Linked DNA regions of Mus musculus: region 2 is linked to region 1. A link is a loop called in an ENCODE intact Hi-C map of the cell type or tissue named here. Cell type or tissue: left cerebral cortex. All regions are shown on one strand.

Region 1 (2,500 bases):
AGAAACAGTGTTCTCCCAGCTAAGTGCTTCTTCATGCCTCCAGCAAACAGATATTCACACATACACATTCACACACGTGCACATGCGCATGCACCCACGTGCACATGCACACACACACACACACCAGCTCAACCCAGCAGCTGTACACCCTGGACTGAGTGACAGTCCTCTGCTGAGCTGACAGCTCTTATTCTGTACAGTTAGAGATGGATGATCTTAAATTTCAACAAATTTATCTTCCATTGCACTCAAATATGGGGTAAGGCAACCGTGGCAATCAAAAGTGTAGAGAGATTTCTCTGTTAGAACGTTCTAGAACAGAGGCTTTTCAGAAAGCCTGTTTTAAAGACCAGAGACGAGCAACTCAGAGAATGGGAGCTACTAGAAGAATCATCCAGAGGGAAGGTAGCAGTGCTCAGTCTCCTAGGGGCAGATTGGGTGCCTGACCAGTGAGCTAAGGCCTATCAAACTGGCCTGTGGTGTTATTCTGACATTCTCGAGCATTATCAACAGCAGAGGATAGTTAGACATGCTCATCCAAGACTCCCAGGCTTAGCAGAAGTACACATTTAACTTTCAAAAGGAGGTATCCTGCTGGAGGCATAACATAGTGGCAAAGTCCTAGCCCTGCATGGGAAAGGCCCTGTGTTCCATTTCCAGCACCAAAATAAAGATAAATTTGAAACACTGTGGAAAGTGTTGCCACATCCAGTAGGTAATTATGTGTCTCTTTGTACCGAGTAGTACCAGACAGGCAGAAAACCTAGTTAGAAATAATGAAGGCATAAACCTCAGGCAGGTAGTTCAGGAGTCAGAGATGATCCCAACCAACACAGACATCCAAAGCCAAGCCTCCTCATGACTCTATGGGTGACAAGGACTTGTCACAGTTAGCACACCCCCTGGCTTTGTGTAGTCTCATTTGTGTTGGAGCTGGGCCTTGTTCTCCATCTTCAGGGCAGCCCACAGAGGGAAAGCAAGCTATCCAGAGTGTGTGTGCAACAGATAAGCAAGCAAAAGATGGAAATGGGACGCAGCTGGACGCTCGACTATTTCTCTGCACTTTCCAAACTCCCCCCTTTCTCTCTCTAGGAATGGCTCTCAAGGAAGTTTGCCCTTCTCCCCCAGAGCAGTGTGCCCTTTGATCTGCTGAGGGTACATATCAGGCTTGAGACGTGGGCCCCACACATCCTACTCAGTCAGACACTCAGTGTCGATGGACTTCCCCTTTGCGAGGAAGAGAGTTGCCGCCATGACCCATTCCACCGACTGATAAAACCGGAGTCGGAGTTCTGTCCCAAGATCCCAGCACCGATGCTCATATTTTCAGAGTTTCCATGTCAAGAAAATCCCACAGACCTTAGTCATTCCTCACACATAGGTCTACAAATATATCTTTCTCGTGTGCTCTAAACAGCAAGTCTTTTGGCCCAGTTCCCTGCATCCTCCTCTCTCCTTCCTTTTCTGAGGAAAGCTCTTTGCATAAGTATTCTGTTGCCTGAGCTGTCACAGGAGGGATTGGGGCATTCCCATTAACTAACACTCAGCTAATAGGGATACCAGCAGCCTGTATTTGCTGTTAACTGGGTTTCACACTTTGGAATAAGTGAACGATGATATAATTTACTTATCAACTACCCATGTGATTTAATTTATTCTGGTGGGTCAGAAGACAGGAGACATCATTGTGAACATAAATTACTCTCTTCCCAGCGGGTGCCATTTTTAGAGTGTTCTATTTAGTAACTTTCTGAGGAGCAGAGTGTTCCTAGAAATGTGAGTCTGGACAAAAAGGTCAGAGAATGACGGACCCGTGTGCTAAGTGGCCTTCATCTCTCTCACTTTGTGGCCAGATGTCCCACTGTGGCCCCCTGAGCCTGGCGTCCCCATTTAGCAAATGAGAATTACTTTCCCCTACGGAGCTGCAGTAAAAACGAATGTGTGGATTAAAAAGACTTGGAGGATTTAATTTCAGAGGTAATTGCATTTAAACTTTAAAACAGGTGTTCCGATCAGAAGGACTTTGGCCATTTGCCTGAGATGCTGGGACAAAGCAGTGGGAGGTTGTGGTGAAGCCGTAACTTAGGCTCATAAGTATCGACTATTCCACAGCCCCTCTGTTCAGCAAAACGCTCAGCTCCAGTGAATAACTATTCGTTACCAAATTATGATTAAAAGCCCCTAATTAAATATTCCACAAAGTAAAAATAACAACCTCCTTAAACGTGAATGCTACCATACTTACTGCATGGCTGTGAGTCTCGGGACCGTTGTTCTGCCATTGAGTACGTATACGTTAGCAACCCTTTGTGCAGGTAGGGTAGAGTCCCCAGGATATGGCGAATATCCTACACCCACCATAAGAGATCATGTGGTTGTCACCTTGCACGAAGTCATCACTTCTGGCCAGAGAAGTAGAGCTGCCAAGGTGCATAGCTCTTCCTTAAGCTGGGCCTTCTTGGGAGTCCAAGTGACATGAGTCTCCACAGCGCTTGCCCCC
Region 2 (2,500 bases), 180 kb after region 1:
TCCTTCCTCTGGTTGTGTCTGATCTATCCTTAATTCTTCTGCTGACCCTTGCCCTTCCCCACGTCTTCTCAATAAACAGTTCTCATTTCTTCCAGGATTCAACAACTCTAGCTTCCAATGACATTATAACAAGACCTCAGCCCAATTCCAGAAAGAAATCCAGAAACATGAATGGATTATCCTCCTGGGCCAAAACAGCAACCTGACAGTTCAGCAAGGAGAACACCTCCCCTCCCCCCCCCACCCCCGTCCCCGTCCCCAAGCTTGACCCCCTGTCAAGGAATGCAAGATGCAAGGAATGCTTGGACAATTTTCAGTCCTACCCAAGGGAGCCTCCCTTTAGGAATGGTTGGAGAGACTGTCTGCTGATTGTTAGAGTCCTCATTTCAATGAAAAGCAGCTACTGAAACTTTACCCTTTTGCATGCTTAAAAGATGTAAGGAGCGAGTTCTCTCTGGGGGGCAAGTTGAGGCAGGATAGTGTAGCAGCAAGGCCAGAGACTCAGTCCACTCTGTCTGAAAAGAGTATGTTGTGTGTCCCTTCCCAGCAGGGCAACAGTTCATCAGCAACTAGTATTTGGTTGGGTACCTGCTCATAGAAAAAGGGGGGCCAGTGTAAGCCAGTATTTAGTGCAAAGAGGACAGGTGGGGCCCTTGAAACAACCTGTCAAGGGAAAGCTCTCATTACCACCTCATGAATATGCATGAGTAGGGATATTTGTCTAAACTGAAGAGCCTGTACCCACATGGAACATCCAAAGTAAGTACGTTTACAATGATGGGGTTTGCACAACATCCCAAGTTATGCGATAATCCATCTGCCAGTCAAGCCAAGGGGCCACCCAGTTTCCACCCCTGGGGATCAGCTCCTTTCCCACCCCTAAACTCAAAATAAAAAAATCTTTGAAAAAAAAACAAGTAAGGAACTCAACAGCTGTCTGGCTAGATCCTGACACTGGGCTTGCAGCAAATCTTCTCTAGTGTTTCTTTCTCTCCTAACAAAACCATTATCAGTTGTGTATACTTTCTCGATTGTTTGATAAAGTCTCCAAGAACCTGGAACTCGGCAATCACAAAACTCCGCAGTACCAGCACTGCTTGTCCCCCCTGAGACTGGTCCCTTGGAGTGAGGCTCCAAAGACTGTTCTGAGTTAGGCTCTAATTGTCCATCCATGCAAAGCCTTGCCAGTCAGTGGCTCAGACTCTGAGCAGTTATGGTCTGATCACCAACGCCGCCATCTCTAGCACACCCCCTGTGCTCCTGCCTCTGTACAGTGTCTGAGAGCAGCTGCGAGTCCTGGAACACTCCATCCGGAACTTAGTACATCAGCCGTGGCCCACAGTGAGAGAGAGAGAAACACCCACATCACGGCTGTGCATCTGGAAGCAGAGCCGCTCTGTGTTGTGTGTGTTGAAATAGCCCTTGCTCCTTAATTTTGTGTTGCTTGGGGTTATGTTAAAATTAGTATGTCCAGAATATAGCAGTGAGGAAAGATGGCCCAGAAACCTTTTTTAGACAGGAAAGGGAATGCTGGCCTGCTTTTCTCCGTGTGCAAAGAGACAGATCACAAAGTGAACCAGAACTGACAAAGACGTGTATTTCTTTGTTGCTGTCTTTTTGTGCCTGGCAAGAAGGGTCTCCCTACAACACATTACGGTCACTTTTCTCTAAGGGCTACCTTCCTGCATCCCTCAGTGTCCCAAATGGGCTTTCAAGGCTGTGGCTTTCCCAAATTCTGAGTCCCTTGTGCCCTCTAGGCCACAATAGATACACAAGTCATTGTATAAAATCTCCTGTTTTTCTTTTCGTCTTCCTCTTGCCCCACCCCCACCCCCACACCCTTCTAGGGACTCGTTCAAATGCCCTTGGGAATATCTCCAGCCTCTGGATGACAGTGACTACTGCATGAGGGTGACACCAAGTTATGTGTGCTGCTTAACAACTGTTTGCTCACTCATTGGTTCTCTCCTTCCACCCCACGGATCCTGGGGAATCAAACTCAGGCCATCAGCCTTGGTGGCGAGCGCCTTTACCTGCTGAGCCAACTCAACAATCTATGCTTCACATTTCTATCAGTGTTATGATTTCAAGAGTTTGCTGCTGAAGCTTCTGGCTGCACAGAGCACAGTCACCTCCCAACCTAAGAGGTCGTCTTAGTTAGGGTTTCTACTGCTGTGAAGAGACACCATATATATACACACACACACACACACACACACACACACACACACACACACACACAAATACTGTGGTGGTCAGTCTTGTCACCTTGGCAAGATATAGAAGTCACTCTGTCAGTGAAGTTGTTTCTACCAAGGGTTGACTGAGGTAGGAAGACTCGCCCTGAATGTAAGCAGCGCCATCCCACAGACTGAGAGGAAAAGGACAGAGCAAGCCGAGTACCAGCATTCTTCATTGCCTGCTTCCTGACAGCCGGTGCGACGGACAGGCTGCCTCACAGTCCTGCTGCTCACTCTCACTGCCAAGAAGACCTAAGCCA

What was found. Hi-C counts contacts between places; a loop is a spot of excess contacts. Peaks named below come from ENCODE experiments on the same cell type or tissue, not always from the same donor. Only the 100,000 strongest peaks of a DNase experiment are listed, where the experiment ranks them.
Region 2: it touches region 1 in a loop (12-fold over the local background); 2 of 42 quality-filtered maps call a loop at or near these places.

Annotation. Positions count from the first base shown.
Region 1 is chr6:127,662,021-127,664,520 of GRCm38, forward strand. The region is part of intron 16 of Cracr2a (calcium release activated channel regulator 2A); the gene reads left to right. Among named protein-coding and RNA genes, the nearest start is that of Gm38900, 63 kb to the right of the region's middle. In left cerebral cortex, no CTCF peak of the experiment used is centred here; DNase peaks (open chromatin) are centred at 965, 1,422 and 1,974; H3K27ac peaks cover 2,354 bases.
Region 2 is chr6:127,839,047-127,841,546 of GRCm38, forward strand. No RefSeq gene overlaps it. Among named protein-coding and RNA genes, the nearest start is that of Gm46976, 10 kb to the right of the region's middle. In left cerebral cortex, no CTCF peak of the experiment used is centred here; DNase peaks (open chromatin) are centred at 1,346, 1,969 and 2,435; H3K27ac peaks cover 535 bases.